Linked DNA regions of Homo sapiens: region 2 is linked to region 1. A link is a contact called in ENCODE Hi-C or POLR2A ChIA-PET data. All regions are on one chromosome and are shown on one strand. The core of a region is the stretch at or near the end of the contact, and the rest is flanking DNA. Distances in the headings are between cores, read along the strand shown. Region 1 holds the start of ZFTA (zinc finger translocation associated). Region 2 overlaps MACROD1 (mono-ADP ribosylhydrolase 1).

The links. A loop is a pair of places that touch in the nucleus more often than their neighbours do. ChIA-PET counts read pairs that join two places held with the same protein, here RNA polymerase II (POLR2A). Pooled maps may share reads with other maps.
Region 2: a map of CD8-positive, alpha-beta T cell shows a loop between it and region 1 (23-fold over the local background). The contact joins the enhancer-like site here to the promoter of ZFTA in region 1. A Hi-C loop is called at or near these places in 2 of 168 maps with a recorded cell type or tissue (both CD8-positive, alpha-beta T cell), 4 of 37 single-sample maps with no recorded cell type and 7 of 50 pooled maps. POLR2A ChIA-PET finds 5 or more read pairs at or near these places in 3 of 52 experiments (BJ, PC-9 and Panc1).

The regions. Positions count from the first base shown.
Region 1 is chr11:63,766,943-63,770,471 of GRCh38, forward strand. It overlaps ZFTA (zinc finger translocation associated), which reads right to left and starts at 1,833. Exons shown (of 5, transcript NM_001144936.2): 1 at 1,542-1,833. The coding sequence starts at 1,680. RefSeq lists silencers at 1,250-1,549, 1,770-1,819, 1,950-2,159, 2,180-2,649.
Region 2 is chr11:63,998,895-64,002,358 of GRCh38, forward strand. It overlaps MACROD1 (mono-ADP ribosylhydrolase 1), which reads right to left. Exons shown (of 11, transcript NM_014067.4): 5 at 1,333-1,449; 6 at 748-869; 7 at 636-666; 8 at 437-510; 9 at 61-142. Among named protein-coding and RNA genes, the nearest start is that of OTUB1, 14 kb to the left of the region's middle. RefSeq lists enhancers at 1-720, 294-383, 721-1,656, 1,669-2,176 and silencers at 514-753, 1,404-1,983. Within about 2 kb of position 2,086, at least 5 of the 41 ENCODE cell types and tissues checked have a DNase peak (open chromatin) inside an H3K27ac peak, as active enhancers do.

The sequences.
Region 1 (3,529 bases), core at 583-3,082:
AACTTCTCCAGATTCTGGAGGAGCCAATGACCCTGTAAAGGGATGGCAGGAGGGCCACCAGAGTGACAACTAATGACACTGCGGCAGGGAGTGGCCACCATCCACTGAAGCCCATTAAGTCTTTCTGGGGCTTTATTTGCTGCTCTGGCAGGGAGCCGGCCACTGCCCAGCAGTCAGAAGGGCGGGCACTGGAGAGGCCCCACTAACCCAATGGTGTTCCCTGTGCCAGACACCCACCCAGAGCAGTCCCCTACCCTCCCTACAGTTCCCACCCCTCTTGATTTAGAAAAATGGTCTCCTGGGCACACAGGCAGGTTCTGGTCATTCTCCCAGTGGAGAATCACAGGGTTGGGAAAACAAAAGACAGGATCAGAAAGGGCTCCTGTCACCCTTGTGGAAGTTTTTTTGTTTTAGTTTTTATTTAAGTAGATCCATAGAATCCACTGGCTTCGGAGTCATAGGCCTGGGTTCAAGTCCTGGCTTCACTGGTAACTTGCTCTGTGACCTTTGATAGGTCATGTCCGCACTCTGGGCCTGAGCTTCTTTGTCTGCAACGACACTGGCTAGCTGGCTGGTCTCTAAGCATCCTTCCAGCGCTGGATCCAGGCTAGTCTAAGGTGGATTGGCCCTTTAAGAGCCGAAAAAGGGGGAGGAGCCGAGGTTCTTTAAAAACAAAAGGGGATGGGGCGTTTCTGGGAGGGGAGAGACCGGGAGGGGAGCCTGGAGATTCGGGCAGAGTCTCCCTGGCCTGGAGGAAACCCTCAAGGGTCTTAAGGCGTGACCCTGCAGCCGGGAAATGAGTCAACAGTCTCCTTTGAGAGCGAACGAGGAGGACTGGTTGGTTCCGCTAGAGCTGACAAATTAGGGCAAAAAAAAATTCTGAAAAGAAGGGAAGGGAGAATGCACCGGCCGGAGGGGTGCCTGCCTTTGTGGGCGAACCCATCGCTTTAAAAACTGCCCGCGGTGGGAAAAGATGGTGTGGGCCCCCGGGGCGCAAGCGATGCACTTTCCTAGGGAGAATGTGGGAGAAAAGAAAAAGGGTGCATGTCTCTCACAAGGCCACGAGACGAGAGGAGCAGCCCGATTTAAAACAGCAGAGTTCGGAGCTGAGCTCAGCTCCGCTGGGGAAAAGCCCCCGAAGGGGACCCAGGGTCTGGGCGGACTTTTGAGAGAAAGCCCGATTAGGGAGACCACCTGGGAGTCTGAAAGAGAAAGGGGCGGGGGCCAAAGTCCAGCCTCGCTCCGTGGCGCCCTGCCCCGTGGGGCCCCTCGGGCCTGGCCCCCAAGGCGGGGCGCTGCGGGCGGCAGCGGGGCCCTTTAAGGGGGAGGCGAGCCGCCCGAGCCCCGCGAGCCGACCCCGGGAGCTGGGCGGGGGGCTCCCCCGCCAGCCCTGCAGCCGCGCTCCGCGCCCACCAGGTGGCGCCCCCGGCCGCCCTGCCCGCGTCCCCCGCTTTGTTCGGCGGCGGAGAGGGGCCCCGAGCCGCAGCCCTCCCTTCCCCCACGCCGGGGCCCCCGCCCGGGCCGCCGGCCCCAGCTCTTACCGCCTTCGTCTTCCTCTGGCTCCGCGCTGCCGCTCGATCCGGCGGGCGGCAGCCGTCGGCCCCGTGCCGAGGCCACTGCTGGCCCGGGGCCGCCCCTGCCGCCGCTGCTCCGGCTCCGGTGGTCCCCGCCGGGCTCCATGCGCTGCGCTGCGGAGCGGGGCCCCGGGGCGGCGGGGCGCGGGGCCGCGGGGCCGGCGGCAGCCCGCGCGGAGCGCTCGCTGCGCGGGGCCCCGGGGCGCGGGGCGCATGCACGGGGCGGCCGGCCGCACGGACGGCAGGCTGCTCGCTCGGCGGCGCGGGCTGGACCGGGGTGGGGATTCCTGTCTGGGGCCCCTGGGGCTCCTTTAAGGGCTCCTGGGTAAATTTAAAGGGGCCGCGCGCTATTTCCTCCTGCCAGCTCGCGGGGGGCTGGGGGGAAAGGCGGGAGGCAACGAGCCCAGCCGAGGCTCAGCAGCCTGCGCCCGCTCCGGACGCTAGGGGCACGGACCTCGCCGCCCCCGCGGGCCCGCACCGCCGCCTGCGGGGCTCCGGTCCCGGCTCCCAAAGGGTCACTGAGGTGGCGAGGGGCGCCCGCGTCCGCTGCGACGCGCTTCCACCCGGGCTCGGCTCGCGGCCACCGCCCCCTCGGGGCATCTCAGCGCCGGGAGCGCCCGCTGAGGAGGCCGGGGTCCCTGCCCGGGGCTGCCTCCCGCCGCGCAAGCGGGTCGCGAGCTCCGTGCGGGCCCCGGAGCGGCCGCTACTGGCAGGGGCCCCAGATGGCTGCGGCCCCGCCGAGAGGGTGGAGCCGTGGGGGCGGCCGCGCCCCCTCCCGCGGGAGCCGCCCGGGAGCGCTGAGAGCTCGGGCTTCTCATGGGAGGGGCGGACAAGCGAGGCTCCCCCGAGCCAGCCAGGGGTGGGGGCGGCGGCCGCAGTGACTCGGGCTGGGGAGAGGGGCGCACAGCAGACCCGCAGAGAGCCGGCTGCGCCGGGGCCCGACCCTGCGGGCTGGAGGTGGCCCCAGGATGGAAGCCGGGAGGAGAGGGCGTGCGCGGCGGTGACTCAGGATCCTGCCCCCGCAGGCCTGGGGGTGCCTGACGAGGCCCTTGACGCAGCCCCAGACCCCCGGCCCGGCCCTAGGAAGCGAAAAATGCTGGCCCCGGGCGGGGTGTCGGGCACCTGGGGAGGCGCGTTACCACGGCTCGGAAGCGCTGGGCGGACCCTGGCTGCGGGTCCCGGGGCGCCCCCGGTCCCCCAGCTCCGGAGAAGCGGAGCGCAGGGACCCGGAGAGGCAGCCGGGGCGCAGCAGCCTGGGGTCCTCCTGCGAGGACCGGCGGGAGGAGCAGGTGCTCGCTTTGCCTGAGGTTGGGCGCCCACAACAAAGGCGATTCCTGGAGATCCAAATTACAGGGTGCGGGAGGCCTGCAGGGTCTTCTTATCTGGAGGCGGGTTTTGTTCCCTGCACTGGCGAGTTACCCAGCTGTCGCCGATGGCAGTTCGTCCGCTTGTCACCACCTACTGTGTGCCCGCATGCTTTCAGACGCTGGACACACAGCACTGAAAAACATGGGCAAGACCGATACTGCCTGTGACTTTCCTTCTCAGAGGCACCCACAGCCTCTGAAAAGGAAACCGCTCCAGCCTTTCGGGAGCCATGGGAATTAAATTACTTGGAACACAGGAAACCTGTCCCCGAAGTGCTTATGAGGAGGGGACAAGAACTAAGATTTCTTAAGTGCCTCTGGGCTCTGTCGCCGCGGAGATGTCCCGTCTCTTCCTCAGCCCCCATGTTGACGTGCTTGAGACTCCACCTTGGGTAAACTGAGTCTCCTTTCACAGCTCTGCTCTCTTCGCGGCAGGCCCTGCGCTCAGGGGGGCGGGGGGGGGTTGCACTTCCTCTCACCCACTGGGGTCAGAGGCCCTGATGCTGATGGGTGCCACGCAGGCCCTGAGATGGGAGATTCCTTAATTCATTATGTCCCTCATCTGTGCCAGGCCCGGGAACACAAAGG
Region 2 (3,464 bases), core at 836-3,335, 230 kb after region 1:
AGCCCGCCCCCAGGGTGGACCGGGGCAGGGGCGGGCCGTGGGGCGGCGCGGGGCACGTACCCACGGGGAAGTAGTGGGGGAGCCGGCTCCGGTAGATGTCCTCGTCCTTCTCGAGGAACACGCAGATGATCAGCCGGTCCACCTGCGCCAGGGGCTGCTCAGCCTGGGCCGAGCTGCCACGCCTGGCCCCAGGATCCTGTGACTGCCTGCCCTGGTGCAGGCTTTCACCTGCCTGGCCCTGCGCCCTTCACGGAGGCTCACGGCTGTGTGCCATCACCCCCATCTCGCCACCGCCAGGCGCCCTTGCGCAGGAGAAACAGGGAAGGAAGGGGCGGGCCTGGCCCTGCGCTCTGCACCCTGACTCCCTGGGCGATGATGGGGGCTGGTCACTCTGGCCGGGATGCGGACCCCACCCTCGCCCGGGCCCAGGACTCACCTTGTCCTTGTGCTGCTCCAGCCACTCTCGCAGCGTGGCCAGCACGATCTCGGCGGCCGCCTCACAGGGGTAGCCTGAGGCGGGTGGGGCGGGAGTGAGTCCTAGGCTCTGGCCCCGCCCACTCCCCTGTCCGCCCCGGCCCCTCCCGGCGTCTGGGTCCACCGCCCACTCCTGGTCCTTGCCTTTCTTCCAGACTCACCAAACACGCCGGTGGAGATGCAGGGGAACGCCTGGGCGGGGAGGGGTGAGAGGGGGTTGGAACATTGTCACTGCGCCCCGCCTCCCGCCCTCCCCCGCGGGCCGTCCCTCACCACCGAGCGGAGCCGGTGCTCCAGCAGCAGGTCCAGACTGCTCAGGTAGCAGCTGCGGAGCTCGGCAGCCTGACTGGCGCTGGGCTCCCCGTAGGCGATGGGCCCCACTGTGTGGATGACGTCTACGGGGGGCGACGGGGTCAGACCGGCGGGGGTCTACGCGGTCCTCAGCTCCCTCGCTTCCCCCTGCCGGCCTGGGCAGAAGGGGGCAGGAAACACCTTTCCCCCCAAGCGCTGAGCCTCCTCCGCGAAGGCCCCCACCCCTGTGGGCCCCCTCGAGCCCGAATCCGCACGCGCACAGAGCCCCGCGCCCCCTCCCCACATCTGTATGGGCCCGGCTGAGACCCGAGCGCGAGTGTGGGCGCGAAGGCGTTGCCCCCCAGCTCCATCCTCAGCCTCCACGCACGGTCTCCCCCATGTGCTTCCTGGGGTGTGCGGGGTGGGGGCCGGGTCTTGGCCCTTAAGGTTAAGAAGGGCCCCCTGAGGAGTTCCCCAGCACTCCTGTGGGGGCCGCACCCCTGATGTCCCAGTGACACACGGGCGCCCTGTCTGCGCCCCACAGCTGGGGGCGCGTCGGGGACTCACACTTGGCCGGGAGCCGATAGCCGCCGGTGATCTTGGCCTTGCCAGTCTTACAGCTCTGCAGGGTCCGGCACTCGTCGGTAAGCAGGGGGCCGGCGGCCCGATGAATGCAGCCGTCCACTGCGGGAAGGGCGGGCGCGACTGAGCTGGCCTGGCAAGGCTGCGGCCCCGGGGTGAGCACCCTCAGTCCCGAGAAGCCCCTCGGCGATGCGAGGACCCATGCGGAGCCGCGCCCCAACCCCGTGGCCTCCGGCCGCGGCCGCTGCCCCCACCCCCGCCCGGAATGTTTCACATCTGGGGAAACCGAGGCGCAGAGCGGGACGGCCCTGGGCCTGGCGGGAAGTCGCGCAAGGAGGCCGGCAGGGGGCGCACCCGGCCCACCCTGTCCCTTCCAGGCCGCGCCGCCAGGGCCCAGGCAGGGCGGCTCCGGGAGGCGGGGGCCGCCGGGACAGGAACCGCCGCCCGAGCCGGGGTGACGGGGAAGCTTCCTCCCCGACGCCCCTCCCTAGCCCTGTCCCGGGCGCGCTGCAGGGCCCGCGACCAGTCGCTGCCTCCGCCCGGGCCTCAGCGTCGGTGCGATCCCAAGGCCCACCTCCCCAGGCGGCGCCCCATCACGGGGCGGCGGCAAACCCTAGGACCCATTTTGCGGATGAGGAAACCGAGGCCACCTTGTTACAGGGTGATCAGATCTGTAGCTGGAGTCTGGGTCTTCCAGCCGCGCGGGGAGGTGAGCCCGACGCCCGGGCCCGAGTCTCCTGGCGCGCAAACCCCAGCTGGTTAATGAACCGCCTCGTTAGCGCATCCAGCTTAATTACGGCCCCGCATGGGCTTGTTTATCCGAGGGCGGCTGCAGGGCCTCGCGAGCGACCCTGGGGACCCGGGCGCAGATAAACAACCGGGGCGCAGCGGGAGGCATGGAGGAAACGCTCCAGCAGCCCAACCTCGCCAGGGCACCGCGCAGGAGAGGCGCGGCCTCAGGCAGGCCTGGGTCCAGCCCGGGCTCACCCCTCATCGGCTGTGAGATCCTGCCCCTTCCCCTCTCTGGCGTCCACCCTCTTATCTGGAATACCGGGACAGCGACCCTCCCACAGAGGAAAACGCCGCGTGCTGGCCGGGAGGACAGGGCCCATCTTTGGCAGCTCTGATCGCCCACGCCAGGAGCTCCTCAGGCACCAGCTGCCTGGTGCTCACAGGCGGGCATCAAGAGAGGACCATCATTCCCCATTTTACAGATGGACAAACCAAGGCCACCTTCTCCTTCATCACCTCAGTCTCGGCACAGTTCCAGGGATGCCAGGTAGCTCACACCCCTTTCTTTTGCTGTTTGATCTCGTGCCCTGGGGGCACAATTAAACCTCATTCTGCAACTTTACTCAGAGCTGGCACCAGGCAATTTCCCAGAGCGTCCCAGGGATGGGTGGGCAGAGAGGTTAGGGGAACGCTGAGAACGGCTCAGGCCTGGATCCCTTCCACCTGCTCCTCTCCTCTGCAGGGAGAAAGGCAGCTGTAGCCCAGGGCGAGGCTGAGATGGAGCAAGAAGGCAGGGCCCAGAGCGGGCGTCCAGGCTGGAGCTCCCAGTGCTGGGAAGTGAGTGTTCCGAATGGGGTGCCGTGGCTGGGCTGTGGAGCTGGGCAACGTGAGTTCACATCCTGGCTCTGCCAGCCACAGATGTGTGACCCCTCACATATCATTTAACCTCTCTGGGTCTCAGTTGCTCCATCTGGAAAATGGGATAATAGCACCCACCTCAGAGCTCATTGGGCTGTTGGAAGGATTGAGTTAAACTAACTTTGTAATGTGCTTAAGGCAGTGCTTGGCAAGAATGGAGGTCATGAGTGTATCCTGTTATTAACAACAGTGTGACAGTGTGGGCATGTTCGGGTATGTGTACATCAGTGTGATGGGAGGTGGGTGCACACAGGGTGTTCACAGTGTGTGGGGGTGAGCCCAGGGATCTGTCTGAGCTGGCTCTCCTAGGAGCCTCCCGGGTCGAGCACCTGGCACCGGCTGCTCGAAGTCTCTGGGGGCTCACCGCCCTGCAGGCGACCTCGGCCAGCTGTGGGGGCCCGTGCGGGGAAGTGGAGCTCAGTGTTTCAGGAATTTAATGTTTCCTGCGGAAGTGGACTGGCCTGCAG